2 separate regions of the Mus musculus genome follow, and region 1 is linked to region 2. Evidence: chromatin loops called from intact Hi-C (ENCODE). Cell type or tissue: gastrocnemius. All regions are shown on one strand. Links, peaks and the distances in the headings refer to the core of each region. The heading gives the core; the rest is flanking DNA. Region 1 has its middle 15 kb from the start of Ccr5. Region 2 overlaps Gm39469.

Region 1 (8,340 bases), core at 188-8,187, 140 kb after region 2:
GCAGTAAAAAACATTCACAAAGAGGTAAGAATGAAAACTTGGTTCAGCTTCACTAAGTTGGGTTGGATCAAATTTTTGGAGTCTGATGCCAGTTGGTTTACTGACAACACATTAAAACACAGTACAATTTGGGGAGATGTTCCCCCATGTACTGCAATCTCCAGTGCACAAGGAGGAATAATTACACTGAAACTCAATTTAAACTACATGCCATTTCTTCCAAAAAGATGGTTTCTTGAAACAGGCTACATGTCTCAATCATACAGAGAGTGTAGAGGTTATTTGGGCTATTAGCTACCTCTGTTCCTGGTCATGGGGGCTTGATATTGCCTAGCTCTATTATCACCAGGCTATTATCACTTCTAATTCCCCATCTTCTGGATGAAAAAAAAAACATGTTATACATTCTTTCTGTAGAGGAATTTTAATCCAGCAACATGGATGCTTTGGCAAGGGATCACATCCCAAGACCTTCCTTTTAGAGCTGTGTGATCTGACTGGAATGAAGACATGTCACACACCTTTAATCTCCCTGTCTGGAATACAGACATGACCTTAGTACATACCTTTAATTCCAAACAGTGAAAGTAAGGTTAGTTTATAAAAGGAGGCTGCAGTGTTTGAAAGGGGTGTCTAATTGAGGGGCAGACAAAGTGACAAATCAGAAAAAGATTTGACAGAATGAATTAAAGATAGGATACACTCAACTCTCATGAGAACAGACAGGAAGGAGAGGCCACTTAAGAGAGTAGCATAAGACAGAGACAGAGAGAGAGAGAGAGAGAGAGAGAGAGAGAGAGAGAGAGAGAGAGGAGGCAGTTTCACTGGGATAGTTTTACAGAGACATGTTGCAGGTGGAGACAGAATTATCCAGAGAATGAGAAGAAGCCAGAAGATTAGGACAGATTGCTAGCATTAATTTGAGGCCAAGCAGAGCAATTCAGTCAGAAACGGAGAGAAGCCAGCTTGAAACAGTCACTTGAAGATGAGTTTTGAGCCAGAACTGCTGAACTAAACCAGACAGCCAGAGTTCAGAAAGAACTAGAAAGAGTGAACTTATTCAACAGAAAGCCTCTGAGATTAACATCTAGGTTAATTAACCTAACATTTAGATTAATAAAACTAAACTTTTACACTTTCTTTTGAAAGGACAATCTTGTGTACTTAACATACTTTGTTTTCCCTAGTGGTCTGTGGGCACAAGGACATTTGTTCTCCCAGTGTCCCAATACTTTTCATTCTTAAAGAATCCACTTAACACCCTTCCACCCAGTCCTTTCTGCTAGGGCAGACTTCTAGTTGGTCTGCTCCTGTGAAGACTCCATATCCCGATCCATCATAGAGGACCGGCTGCACTCAGAGCAGTTGATCGCCGGCTGCACTCAGGGCAGTTGGACAACAGCTTGACTGCTCCACTGAAGACCCAACAGTCTGAGGCCTCCCAGGAGATCTACTGCAATGAGTGCAACGGATCAGCAGCTTCTCTGCCCCTGTGAAGAGCCCCCAGTTGGAAGGCCCCACCGGTGGTCTGATACAGCCAGAGCCACAGGCCTACCGGGAGACCTGAAGCATCCCAGGGACAAAAGAGGCAGACTCCATACAGTCACCTAGACCAACAAACATCAGGGATATCCAGATGGTGAAAGGCAAGTGCAAGACCATAAGCAACAGAAGCCAAAATATGTGGGCATCATCAGAACCCAGTTTTCCCACCACAGCAAGCTCTGAATATACCAACACACTTAAAAATCAGAAATCTGTCCTAATATCCTATCTCATGAAAATAATAGAATCCTTTACGAAGGATATCAATAATTCATTGAAAGAAATACAGGAAAACACAGGTAAACAGGTGAAGGAATTGAATAAATCGATCCAACACCTAACAATAAGGAAACACAAATGGAGGCAAACCCGGAAATGGAAAACCCAGGAAAGAGGTCAGGAATTATAGTTGCAAGTATTACCAACAGAATACAAAAGATAGAAGAGAGAATCTCAGGTGTAGAAGAGATTAGCACAACTGTCAAAGAAAATTCAAAACATACAAAATTCCCAACTCAAAGCATCCAGGAAATTCAGGACACAATGAAAAGACCAAATCTAAGAATAATCAGAATAGAGGAAAATGAATATTCCCAGCTCAAAGGACCTGAAAATGTCTTCAATAAAATCATAGAAGAAAACTCCAACCTAAAGTAAGAGATGGCAATAAAGGTACAAGAAGCCTATAGAACACTGTCAGGAGTCAGGTTTAGGGATGGAGCTGAGAGCAAGAGAAAGAGAGTGCCAGTGACTTGGAGGATCAGGTTACTCTAGTATTTCTACACAAGTAACAATAAAACAAATAGAAAGCAAAATGGGATCACATTCATTCACACACTCACTTCACTCACCTGCAGTCTGGCATATGTTGTAACCTGACTCAGATGACTGCAGGCACATCCTGCTGTGCTTCAGATCCCTGCTGGAGCTTTGGTCCAGAGTTGGGGTGTCTGGAATCAGAGGGCTGGCTTGGGGATGAGCTGGTCTCATTGGGCTCCAGGATCTGAGCAAGTTGCAATTGCCAGACTGAGGTTTTAAAGTCTCTTTCAGCTCAGGCATTTAGCTTTACTTTATTTGGCATTTGGCCTTATTACCTCCATTCACACACTTCAGACTTGGTTTCCATGGTAACACTTTTGCCAATCAAAATTGAGGCATTCACTTAGTCAGGGCATTTACCTTATCTACCTTATCACATTTCACACATTCCAGGAGATGGAATGTAAAGAACACAGAGGGCATTTTTCCTGAAGCTGGGGAAAATGACAACACAGAGGCCTCCTCGCCACAGCCGTGCTTCCTGCGGTTGCAGATACCAGGCAGTAGAATTAGTGGGCAAGAATGATAAAGAACTCATAACCACTGCCCTGAACCCATGGCAATGCCATGGGCCCAACTGCGGCCCTAGATAACTATGAAAACCAAGAGAGAGAGAGAGAGAGAGAGAGAGAGAGAGAGAGAGAGAGAGAGAGATCCATGAAATAATGTGTGGAACACCCTAGTTGTAATTGGCTGAATTTAACTTAAAAACTCCGGTCTGACATGGCAAAATCGCTCACCTCCCAAAAGCCCGGCAGAGAAACTTCGGGTGGAGAAATAAATCTGCATGGACCCCAGGCAGATGCAGACATCTGATGCTTATAAAGCAAAGCCTGAACTCCACAGCTCAGCTCGAGAGGATCCGAAGCAAGGAACATCAAATCGCACCTTACCTGCGTGCTGCTGCCAGAAGCTAAGGATACGCCTGCCAGACTGGAAAAGATAGTGATAGAGTGTTTGTGTGAACAAATGAATGCGGGCTTGTTTTACCATTTATTTCCTTTTTGCTGTTTATGAATAAATAAAAGTATTAGAACCTTTTGCACCGAGTTTGAGGAATTTGTTTCCACACCAAATAAATGGGACCAGAAAAGAAAATCTTTCAGCACATAATTATCAAAACACTAAACGCACAGAGCAAAGAAAATATTAAAAGCTGCAAGGGAAAAAGGCCAAGTAACATACAAAGGTAGACCTATCAGAATTACACCAGACTTCTCAACAGAGACTATGAAAGCCAGAAGAGCCAGGTCAGAGGTCATGTAGACACTAAGAGAACACAAACACCAGCCCGGGCTACTATACACAAGAAAACTATCAATCAACGTAGATGGAGAAACCAAAATATACCAAGACAAAACCAAATTCAAACAGTATCTACCTACCAACCCTGCCCTACAGAGCATCCTGGAAGGAAAACTCCAACACAAGGAAGAGACCTGCATCAAAGAAAGGACAAGATATTACACATCTCATAAAAAAGTCAAAAGCAGAGAGCCACAAGCACATAAAGCCACCTACAAAAATAAATATTTCAGAAACCAACAACCATCTCTTTTTAATATCTCTCAATATTAATGGATTCAACTCACCTACAAGAAGATATAAACTAATAGACTGGATATGCAAACAAGATTCAGCATTTTGCTACATACAAGAAACACACATCAATAACAAAAACAGGTACTACCTCAGAGTTAAAGGATGGAAAAAGGTTTTCCAAGCAATGGTCCCGGGAAACAAGCAGGAGTTGCCATCCTAATATCCAATAAAATAGACTTTCAACAAAAGTCATCAAGTGTGATGAAGGTGGACACTTCATTTCATCAAGGGGGAAATCCACCAAGAGATAGTCTCAATTCTGAACATCTATGCCCCAAATCCAAGAGCACCCAAATTCATAAAAGAAACTTTACTAAAACTCAAAACACACATTGAACCCCACACAATAATAGTGGGAAATTTCAACACCCCACTCACCAATGGACAGGTCATTAAAACAGAAACTAAACAGAGACATAGTGAAACTAAGAGAGGCTATGAACCAAATGGATTTAACAGATATCTATGGAACATTTCACCCTAAAACAAAAGAATGCACCTTCTCAGCACCTCATGGTACCTTCTCAAAAACGACAATATAATTGATCACAAAACAACCCCCAACAGATACAAGAAGATTGAAATATCACCATGCACCTCATCAGATCACCATGGCCTAAGGCTGGTCTTCAATAACAGCAAAAACTACAGAAAGCCCACATACACGTGGAAACTGAACAACTCTTTACTCAATAACCATCATTCACCATGATCAAGTAAGCATCATCCCAGGAATACAAGGTTGGTTTAATATACAAAAATCCATTAATATAATCCACTATATAAACAAACTCAAAGAAAAAAAAAACTACACGATGCAGAACATGTATTTGACAAAATACAACACCCCTTCATGTTAAAAGTATTGGAGAGATCAGGAATTCAAGGCTCATACCTAAACATAATTAAAGCAATTTACTGCAAACTAACAGCCAATATCAAATTAAATGGAGACATACTTGAAGCAATCCCACTGAAATTGGGCACAAGCCAAGGATGCCCACTCTCCCCATATCTATTCAATATAGTACTTGAAGTGTTAGCTAGAACAATAAGACAACAAAAAGAGATCAAGGAGATACAAATTGGTAAAGAAGAAATAAAGGTATCACTATTTGCATATGATATGAGAGTATACCTAAGCGACCTCAAAAATTCTATCAGAAAACTTCTCCAGCTTATAAACAACTTCAGCAAAGTGGCGGGATATAAATTAACTCAAATAAATCAGTAGCTTTCCTTTATACACAGGATAAACAGGCTGAGAAAGAAATTAGGGAAACAACTCCCTTCACAATAGTCACAAATAATATAAAATATCTTGGGGGTAACTCTAACCAAACAAATGAAAGACCTGTATGACAATAACTTCAAGTCTCTTAAGAAAGAAACCAAAGAAGATTTCAAAAAATGGAAAGACATCCCATGCTCATGGATTCACAGAACTAACAGTAAAAATGGATATCCTACCAAAGGCAATCTATATATTCAAAGCAATCCCCATCAAAATCCCAACACAATTCTTCAAAGACATAGAAAGAACAATTCTTAAATTCAGCTGGAAAGGCAAAAAATCCAGAATAGTGAAACAATTCTTAAAAATAAAAGAACAGCTCGGGGACTCACCATCCCTGACCTCAAGCTTTACTACAGAACAATAGTGATAAAAACTACACGGTATTGGTACAGAGACAGACACGTTGATCAATGGAATAGAAATGAACCCAGAAATAAAACCACACACTTATGGTCACATGATCTTTGACAAAGACTCCAAAAATATACAATGGATAAAAGAAAGCATCTTCAATAAATGTTGCGGGTCTAACTGGCTGTCTGTATGTAGAAGAATGAAAATAGACCCATATTTGTCACCTTCTACAAAGCTCAAGTCCAAGTGGATCAAGGACCTCAACATAAAACCTGAAGGGCCCAAGTGAGGACACTTCAGTCCCACTTGGGAGAGAGAAGAAAGCAATCACAAGTGGGGAGGGAGGGAGGGACCTGGGAGGGAAAGTGGAGGGGAGGGGAGGTGGGGGGAGGGGAACCTGATCTGGTATTGGGTGAGGGAAAAGGACTGAAGGCCTGAGGGCCAGCAGAAAGAATGGAAACAGGCAACCTTAGGAAATAGGAGGTTGGAGGGGGGACCCTCCAGAAGGCACCAGAGACCTGGGAGGTGACAGGCTTTCAGGACTCAAAGGGAGGGATCTTAGATGGAATGCCCAACAGTTTGGAGAGGGAGCTTATAGAACCCACCTCCAGCAGGAAGACAGGACATCAAGTGAGGGATGGGGTTGTCATCCCACAGTCATATCTCTGACCCATAGTTGTTCCTGTCTGAAAGAATTACAGGGATGGAGATGGAGAGGAACCTGAGGAAAAGAAGGTCCAGCAACAGGCCCAAAGTGGGATACAGCTCAAGGGGAGGTCCCAAGGCCTGACACTATTACTGAGGCTATGGAGCACTCACAAAAAGTAACCTAGTATGACTGCCCTCCTAAAGATCCAACAAGCAGCTGAAGGAGTCAGATGCAGATATTTACACCCAACCAATGGACAGAAGCAGCTGACCCTTGTGGTTGAATTAGGTAAGGTTGAAAAAAGTGAAGAAGGGCAATCCTGTAGGAGGACCAACAGTCTCAATTAACCTGGACCCCCAAGATCTCTCAAACACTGGACCATCAAACAGACAGCATACACCAGCAGATATGAGGCCCCTGACACACATACAGTAGAGGACTTCCTGGGTCTGTGTTCATTCAGAGATGATGCACCTAACCCTCAAGAGACTGGAGGCCCCAGGGAATTTAGAGTTCAGGTGGGGTGGGGGGTAGAGACATCCACGTGGAGATGGGGGGCTGGGGAGGAAGTATGGGATGTGGAAGAGTCAGAGGGTGGATGGGGGGAATAAAATATGGAGTGTAAAAAAAAAAGAATCCACTTAGCATTCTGAGGTTGTTTCCATGTTTATACACAATTCCCATCGGATATCCAACTATTTTCTACAGATATACTTTTATTTATACTTTGTGTAAGAGATTTAACCCAATCTTATGCATATACAAACTAAGAATGATTTCTAGTGTCAGATGCCATCTATGAAAGGCTTCAGCAAGTGAGTTTTCTTGAGATGGCCCTATATTTTACAAAGCTGTTGATGGGTGTGTTCTGGGTTGCAGGGTCCTCAGAGACTTCATCCCAGCATTGCTTCTTGCTTCTAATAGTCCTATCTTGCCACTATTACGTAGCCTAATGATTCCTGATCATCAGCCCACTCTGTTGAGCAGATTTCCTGTAGAATCAATCTGACCATGTACTTTCATGTAGAAATTCTGTGTAGATGAGATGATGATTTCAAATTCCTGATAATGATTTTTTTAGAACTCATAAACTGATGCAAGTAATCTCAAGTCCCCTATAGAATCAAAGTTGCAAATAGAGTTCTGTAAACCTTCATGTGTCACAGGCTAATTGCACTAGGAAAAGAAAGCAAGCTTGGAACAAATTTACAAGGAAATTTATCAAGGAAACATTCCTTCTAGGTCGGGAATGAGGCCACTATCTGGTAACTAAAGGTCAAAATCTGGGAATGGTCAATTTATTGTAGATACAAGGACAGAAAATAAATGATGGATTAATCTATATATACAAGACTTCAAAATAATAAGACACAAGGCAGATGATTTGTCTTTTGACAAAACCATACTAACATGACATAAAAATTATTGCTTTAAACTTATAATGAAGTTAAGGAACTAGTAAAATATCATGAATGGTTAGTCAGGAAGTAGTCTTAATGAAAATACATGTAAACAATTCCGCTGTAACTCCTTAAGCCTTGGTGACCTATGACATGAACTTATGCCTTTAAAAAAAAACAACCAAACAAACAAAACGTATATGATCAATTATCCTGAGACTGTATAAAAACTAAGAGCAACTACAATAAAGCAGTCATTTACCCTTCTCTGCTTGATCCAGTATGCATGTATGTCTGCATGTGTGCCTTTCTTTCCTTCTCTCTCTATTTTTTCCTTTCCTTTCCTTTCCTTTCCTTTCCTTTCCTTTCCTTTCCTTTCCTTTCCTTTCCTTTCCTTTCCTTTCCTTTTTCCTTTCCTTTCCTTTTTCCTTTCCTTTTTCCTTTCCTTTTTCCTTTCCTTTTTCCTTTCCTTTTTCCTTTCCTTTTTCCTTTCCTTTTTCCTTCCCTTTTTCCTTCCCTTTTTCCTTCCCTTTTTCCTTTCCTTTTTCCTTTCCTTTTTCCTTTCCTTTTTCCTTTCCTTTTTCCTTTCCTTTTTCCTTCCCTTTTTCCTTCCCTTTTTCCTTTCCTTTTTCCTTTCCTTTTTCCTTTCCTTTTTCCTTTCCTTTTTCCTTTCC
Region 2 (8,340 bases), core at 49-8,048:
GTCCTTTCCTTTTTTTGTTTCTTTTTTTTCATTCACCTCCCATTTACTGTTCCTTGATTTCAACTTCATAGCCACCTTTTGCTTCAGTTGTTGTTTCTGTTTGAGTGTGACTGGAATTTGGCTGTAGGACTTCTGAGCTGTGAAGCAAAGGGATGACTGCACTGAACATTGAATGTGTGATGGAATGCACATCCAAAGGACCTTGGAGGATGAACAGGTACCCTGGGAGAGTGAAAGACTCTACTAAAACCCAAATTTACCATATTTGGGCCCTGTCTGCCCCTAGGCTGAAAGAGCAGAACCAGGAAGGCCTGTGCTGTCCGAATCATTTAATCTCTAATCTACCAATAAGGCAGCTGCTACTGTCCTGAGGCCCAGCTGGGTGGTCAAAGCTAATGAGGGGCTCTGGGCAAGCTAGCAATCAGGAGGAGCACCAGTGGGAGTTAGCTCCATATTCTTCTCTGATACAGTTCATCAGAGAGCTGTGAGAGAGGCCACAAGCCATGCCATGATGATTGCGGCAGCCACTGGGAAGAGCAGGTCAACTAATCTATCAGTGCCCAATCTGATTGGACTTGAATGGACTGTGAACCAGAGTGTGGTTCTATTAGTATATGTGGTGACCCAGACAGAGGGTCTTAGCCTCTGAGCCTGCCTGAGTATGGAATCCCTGGGGGAGCAAAGGAGAGGAGGCCCTACAGTTCTTGCCATAGTGTTGCTTATAATATCACTGCTCAGTGTGCAAACACAAGCCTTGCTTTTGGTGTGCAGTGCAAAGATAGGTTTCAAAACTGAAGGTCTGTTTTCTAAAAGTTCTGAACATTGCATTGCAAATTCAGTTTTCTATGATAGAGTTTACAAATAGTTTAGAAACTGGAAGAGAGGAAGTGATGATCATCCTTCACTATCACCAGTCACAATGGCGTGATTCATGGAAATTCAGTTCCAGGGTTCTAAAGGAGTTCCTAAGATGCAGAGGTGTATCAAGTGTGCAGGTAGGTAGTGCAGATTCGACATCATGTGCCATAATCCATGTGGCAGGAAGCATACATTAAATTAATTCTTCAACATTGAATTGTGTTTGAGCTCAGTGGGGCAGGGTTTGAGTGAGATCACAAGGAGACATGGGGCGCTGCTGAGCCAAAGCCCACCTTTCTGATCACCTCCATGCAGAGAGACCTGTAGAGCATAGGGCCTCACATGGGGTCAATAGTGGCTGGAGGGTCAGAAATTTTAACAGTTTTAGGGGTCACTTTGAGTTATTTTGTGGGAGTTGTAAAGTCTGTGTTTATTTAATTTGTTTACACATTCAATCATAGATAATATTGGTCAAGTTTACATTTTTCCTGCCTGAGTTTCCTTGGATCTTTCGAGTAAAACTTGCCTATAATTTGGGGCTTATGTTCTTGGCTTTTTTTCTGCATCCCCTTACTGTTTCACAAATATTGTAAACTTTTTGGTTGTTGTAGTTCTGTGATAAGTATGGATGGAATTCACATTGTGCCAAAATGTGAACTATTCTTCATAATCCTATTGACAAATCTGAGGGATTTTTCACATGGTAAATAGCTCTGGAATCTGATTTCATGTTATATATTTTTAGGAGTTTTCTTTAGATTGTTTTGAATCTACATTGCAAATTTAACATGCCCAACATCCTTTTTTCTTTTTTTTTTTTAAACATCTCTTTAATGGTGTTGTTTAGAGTTATATAAATGGGTAAAGATATTCTACATAAGTATTCATTTAGCAAACTATACTAAGTGTCTGAAGCTGAAAATGATGGGAATAATGTACAAATCTATAGAAAGGGGACTTTAGTGACACAGAATACATTGTTAGGGTCACATAAACAATATCTTACTAAGTATGACTTAATTCAGAAAACAAAAAGAGTAAAACTAAAACATGGTTCAGAATTGAACATTGAATCTGGATGTGACATGGGATTGTGTATTAGCAATAAACTCTGATAGCAGTAGATTGAGATTTTCCACAGATACCAGCCAAAATTAGTTAAAACCATGTTATGTTATATTTGATGTAAAATTGCACATATTTAATATATGTGTTCTGATACATTTTAATATAATAACTATACCCAAGGAACCCCACTGTACCAAGTTCTCAAGAAAATGACAGAATTGCCATGGAACCTAGCAATCTTAATCAGTGTGTTTTCCATGCACTTAAAATTAGTTTTAAGAAGTACCAGAATTCTCATGTTCATTGCAATTGTATTCATGGTGGTCTAACTATGAGAATAACTCAATGTTCATTTGTTGAAGACAAGCTGGGTGCCTCAAGGGGACATTGTGCTAAAGGAAAGAAGACAATAGCAGTGGTTAAAGGATTATGCACTTGTAAAGACTCTCACAGTCTGTGTTGCATTTGGTCATAAAACAGCATGTAATTGCAGCTTAAGCAGTGTCAACCCACTTCTTTCTCCCATCTCATTTTGAACTTTAGTGCACTCTTATAGTCAGTTGGATATGAGAGCTGCAGCCATCTTATCTACATTACAGGTAGCCATAGAAAATAAGGGGCAGAAAGCACAGAATCTAGCTGAAGCAATCTTCTCCAAAGGGTTTGTCTAATGTTCTTTTAGAACATTATGTGGAGAAGAGAAATGAAATATCAAGCTTTTTGTAGCAAGAGTTATGATAGAGATGAGAGGCAAACAGTTATACACTAAAAATGCAGAAAATGTCTTTATTTGGATGTTATGAGAGTTTTCCGCCATTAGTCATACTGCATGAAAAAGTAAAAACTCACTGACCATTTTGTTTGATTTTAAATACTGACGATAAATTCCAGTTGAACAAACATAGTTTGTAATAGTTTTAGATAACAGACTTACCTCTTTGTTTTCTCTGGGTTAAATAACTTATATGGTAACACTTTCATTTTTGCTTTGGAGAATGTGTTTAAACATTTAACATTTTTTATACATCAGTTTACTTGTGCTTAATGTATAATATAATCAATGTAGCAATTTTGTATAACATCACATATTTATTTCTACTATTTGAATAGTTATTAAAACATTAGTTTTTCTTAGAAACAACCAAGAGTATTCCTTTGGAAGGAAATGAGCAAAAATCTCTGTAATTCCACATTCCAAACTAGTGAAAGCTAACATAAGCTTTTGTTTCCTGAATGGTATATATTTCACATTGCTGAGAGCAAAACTTCTGATTTCACAAATATATACTGGACCCAAGGTGAGCTTGTAATGAGCTTGTATTGCAGGTTATTTGATCACATTGTGAACCCCCAGACTGTCTAATATACTTAAAAAAAAAAAAAAAGCTGTTTCTAATTGTGGTGTGGCTCAGCCCTTAGTACACAACTTTGCTACCAAACGATGAAGGTAAAGTTAGTTTTAGAGGTAAGCACTCGTGTTTGAAAGTGACGTCTTATTGACAAAATGATGAGTCAGAGAAAGATCTGACAGAATATGAAAAATCCAACTCTCAAGAAAAGACAGAGGAATAAGAGAAAGCATCACAGAGGGTGAGAGGAGAAGGCAGTTTTACCAAAAGAGTTTTATGGAGACCGGTTAAAGAGAGAACAAGCTAGACAGAGGTGAAGAGAGGACAAGCCAGAGAATGAGGAGCCAGAAAATAAGAATAGACTGCTAGAGTTCTTTTGAGGCTGAGTACAACAATTCAGTCAGAAGTGAAAGAAACTAGTTTGAATCAGCTAGCATGAAGAGATTTTGAGCCAGAACAGCTGAGTTGACCAGCCAGCTAGAGTTCAGAAATAAAAAGAAACGGTGAGTTTATTCAGCAGTTAAGTAAGTCATTCTAGACCTAGATAAGATTGTACCCAGGCTAGAAACTTTCAGGACTAGGTCTAGGTTATCAGAATGAGGAAGTAAGCCTCCAAGATGATGTTTTCACCCTCCTGTGTAATGATCACCGTCTACAAAAACAGAATGAGTACTGTATCTGTCACTGTCATACTGTCCCTGTCTTCACTATTTCCCTTTTCTTTGTTCATTATTGCTTCCCTTCTTCTTTGCATTTTCATTTAAGCAATGTTGAATTAAGGGTTTTTGTTTTGGTTTGGTTTGGCTTGGTTTGGTTTGGTTTGGTTTTTGTTTTTTTGAGACAGGGTTTCTCTATATAGCCCTGGCTGTCCTGGAACTCACTCTGTAGACCAGGCTGTCCTCCTACTCAGAAATCCACCTGCCTCTGCCTCCTGAGTGCTGGGATTAAAGGCGTGCGCCACCATGCCCGGCTTGAATCAAGTTTTTAATTGAAGATAGATTCTTCTCTCATACAATATATCCTGACCACTGTTTCCCCTACCTACACTCTCCTAGCTACCCCCACCATTTCCTATCCTCTTCTCCCTAAGATCCAACCCCCCATCCCCATTTCCTCTTCAGAAAGGAGCAGATATCCAAAAGAGAACAGTCAAACATAACAACACAAGATAGAAAAAGACAAGGTGAAAGTCTTCACATTGAGGTTGAACAAGGCAACGTGATAGGAGGAAAAGTGTCTCATGATCAAGCAAAAGAATCAGGGTTACACCTTCTCCCACTGTTAGGAGTCCCACAAAAACACCAAGCTAACAGCTATAACATATTAGCAGAGCACCTGGCACAGATCCATGCTGGCTCCATGATTGCCATTTATGTCTCTGTAAGGGTCCTAGAAATCCAGGCAGTGTTAGGCATGGGTTCCCTTTCATGTCAAGTGCCTCATGTTAAACCAGACACTACCAGTAAAGTGATATTGAAAAGAAAAAAGAAAAAAAAGATGCAAAATTTAAGGTCATGGATTCTTCCTCTGTGATTTCAGTTCTGCACTGTTCCAGCCATCTATGTTTGACAGACTTAGAGCCTGAGTGAGGAAAGTTACTGTGAGAGTACATTGCAGAAACCTGTGAGGATGAAACCTGAGTTGCATTTTGAGACCACAAGATGTTGAGATACCTAAGCTATGAGACACCTGCCACGGAGAGGTGTATACAGGGAATGGAAAAAAACTATCCAAGAGGTGCATGAGAGGTTGCAGGGATGAGACAATCTAAGCCTTTTAAAACTGAGGCCCGATGTGTCTGAGGCAGGTCTGCAGGATTTGTTGTTTGCCCTACTGTGTTTCTGGCTTTAGTCCAGTCTTTCCTCATTATGTACACATTCCTCTATATTGGAATGGGAAGGGATATTCTGTTCTGTTATATGTTGGAAAGATATAGCTTGATTTCTGATTTTATAAGATGGGACAATCAAGAGATTGTCTTAAGTGTCAGAAGAGACTTTGGACATTCAAAGAGTGTATGGGCTGCTGCAGACTATTAGGATCATTGAAGCTAAACTGAATGCATTTTCATCATGGATGACCATGAGCCTATAGTGGCCAGGGTCAGAATGTAGTTGATTGAATCAGAAAAGCTCCCAGACAGGGTGATATTTTTGAACACTTATCTCTTCTTTTTGGCTTTCTTTGGGGGTCTTATAATGTTAGGGTACAAGAATCATTGAAGGAAGACCTCAGACTCAAGTAGCATGCAAAAACAAAGATCATTTTATTCTGCAGAATTCTAGCATGCAGGGGTCTACTATTCAATAGGATGGAGACAGACATGTAAATTTTGCAAGCTCAATTTAAAGCCAATTAGGGGAATACCAGGGAGGAGTAGTTGACCTTTATCCTGATTGGTTGGCTCAATTTCCAGGGGTATGGGTGGCTTTGGGATTGGTCAGTGTTCTGGGGGAATTTTGGGAACTTTCCAGAACCATTATTCATTAACTATTCTTGGCTCAGTCTTGGCTCAGGCCTGGTGGCAGGTGCAACTCTTGGCAGCTTCTGATTGGCTGCCTGTGAGGGGTGGTTTTCCTGGAATTGACTATTTTGGACTTTTCCAGTTCTGGGAAACAGAAACTTAGGCCTAGTCTCCCAAACTGCCAGTGTGCAGCCTGTCATGGAGTCAGCCTGGCTCTGGCTGACTCAGTTCTCTCAATAGAAGCTTTTGTAGGAGGAACCTTTCTAGATTCCTTATTGGGGTTGAGATTTAAGTGTCTATAGACTCAACCCATTTCGTGTGTGTGTGTGTGTGTGTGTGTGTGTGTGTGTGTGTGTCTACTGTGTTATGGTGGAACCTGATCACTCAGTTCCTTCTCATATTGTCTTGCCTTTACCATTATAGACTCTACCTGTAAATCACATAAAACACAGTTGAAATAATTATTCAGTGCTAAACCTGGTGTTTTTAAATTTTTAATTTTGTTGGTTATGTTTCTGTTTTTGTTTTTGAAGACAAAGTTTTTTTTTTTTTTTCTCACCCTGACTATCCTGAAAATAGGTGTATAGAGTATGTGGGCCTCAAACTTAAAGGTCCTCCTGACTCTAGCTCCAGAGTGCTGGAATTAAATGTTGACCAGCATGCCTGGCTTGTTTGTTTGTTTTTATATTATTTGCTGATGGACTTGTAATGTAGGTTTTTGTAAGTGCAAACCATACGCTGCTGTATTTATTTTCATCCATGTTGTGAACTTTGAAATTTGGCAGAGAGAATATTCTATTTCTCAGGATGGCATATATTCATGACATTAATACTGCCTGAGGTTTACTGTCTGAGGTTTCTGAGACATTGGATTTTAGGTGATAACACTCTTCCTTTTTGTTGTGTTTGTTTTGACTTTTTAATGAATATGGGTATTTTGTCTGTGTGCACGAATATCCACTTAATGTAATGCCTGGTCCCCATAGTAGTCAGAAGATAGCTTCAGAATTCCTGCCCTTGGAGTAATGGATAGTTGTGAATCCCCCTTGTAAGTACTGGCAATTGAGCTCAATTATTTGCAATACCATCAAGAGCTCTTCACTGCTGAGCCATCTATCCTGTCCTATGTTGCTTGTTTAGGACCAACATTTACATTGCCAATATTTTCATCTGTCTGTTTGTGTCTGTTTAAAGATGCATCCCCTTTTAGTAAGATCTCATTACGATTAATAGTTTAAATTTGGGCACTTCAGTATTCTGAGAGATGAATATAGAACTGGAGTGAATGTATCATTCTTTGTAGGAACTCCAGTAAAAACCTCTGAGTTCTTTCTCTCTTTCTTGTTTGTTTGATTGATTTTTACAGGAGAGACAGGGTCTTAATATATACCTCTGGCTGTTCTGGATAGACCAGGCTGGCATCCAACTCAATGAGATATACCTGCCACTGCTTCCTGAATGCTGGGAGCCAATATGCTCATCTTGCCCATCATTTTTTTTTTTTTGTATGTAGTAATTTTCATACAATTTCTCTGATGTGTGTAGTACTGTTTGCTTCTCTCCCCCCCCCTCCCTCCCTCTCTCTCTCTCTCTCTCTCTCTCTCTCTCTCACACACCCACACACACACACACACACACACACACACCCCAATGTTAGCATTTCTGTTGTAAGTTTATATCCTATTCAAAGAGCAAAGAAATGACAGAGATGAATCTTATTATTCAGTTTCTTTCTAAGATGACTTCTAGGTCAAGAATTAAGTCGGAGAAGCACCAAAATTATACATATATATTGTCAATGAAGCTTATGTTTACAGTCATGTTGTTATTATGGTTTCTGTTATACACATGTATGGGATATTTTAGGATGCAGTAACCTATGATGATGTGCATGTGAATTTCACTCAAGAAGAATGGGCTTTGCTGGATCCTTCACAGAAGAGTCTCTACAAAGAGGTGATGCTGGAGACCTACAAGAACCTCACTGCTATAGGTAAGATAGTGGATTTTCCTTCACTTTTTAAAATAATGGAAAAACTGTTACTAATGCTTTTCTGCAATTTCAGTTGAGAATGAGAAAGAATTAAGTGAATAAATCAGGTACAGTAAAGATAGTAACTTAAATTTTGCCTAATTTCCAATAATATATCATATATTTTCTTAAAATATATTTTAGGCTACAACTGGGAAGATCATAATATTGAAGAACATTGTCAAAGTTCCAGAAGACATGGAAGGTAATTTTCATGTGCAAGTTGGTATGGATATGCCTCTGAAGGAATGTTAATGTGTCCTTAAATTTTTAAAGAAAAGCAACAATATAAAAAAAAAAACACTTCTTTAAGTGTATGGCTTATTAAATTCTCACAAATCCATGTACCTCAATGTCAGGTGTCTGATTTGTGTTTGCAAGGCATCCCTCTAAGAAAGAAGACAACGAAACAATGCCTTAACAGATATTATTACCATTTGCATCATAGCCATGTTACAGCTACTTTGTAAAACTGCCAATTTATTTAGTCTCATACCACTCACATACTGCAAAATACATATCTACATCTATATAAATATATTGAATAGGTGATAAGGATATGTTCTTTA

The links. Peaks named below come from ENCODE experiments on the same cell type or tissue, not always from the same donor. Only the 100,000 strongest peaks of a DNase experiment are listed, where the experiment ranks them.
Region 1: a loop joins it to region 2, with 7 times the contacts of the local background. A loop is called at or near these places in 2 of 42 quality-filtered maps.

What each region holds. Positions count from the first base shown.
Region 1 is chr9:124,132,693-124,141,032 of GRCm38, reverse strand. No RefSeq gene overlaps it. Among named protein-coding and RNA genes, the nearest start is that of Ccr5, 15 kb to the right of the region's middle. In gastrocnemius, for the core only: no CTCF peak of the experiment used is centred there; no DNase peak of the experiment used is centred there.
Region 2 is chr9:124,270,762-124,279,101 of GRCm38, reverse strand. Gm39469 reads left to right here. Exons shown (of 5, transcript XM_011249869.2): 2 at 7,606-7,732; 3 at 7,916-7,976. Among named protein-coding and RNA genes, the nearest start is that of Gm39469, 8.5 kb to the left of the region's middle. In gastrocnemius, for the core only: no CTCF peak of the experiment used is centred there; DNase peaks (open chromatin) are centred at 481, 4,620 and 5,809; H3K27ac peaks cover 614 bases.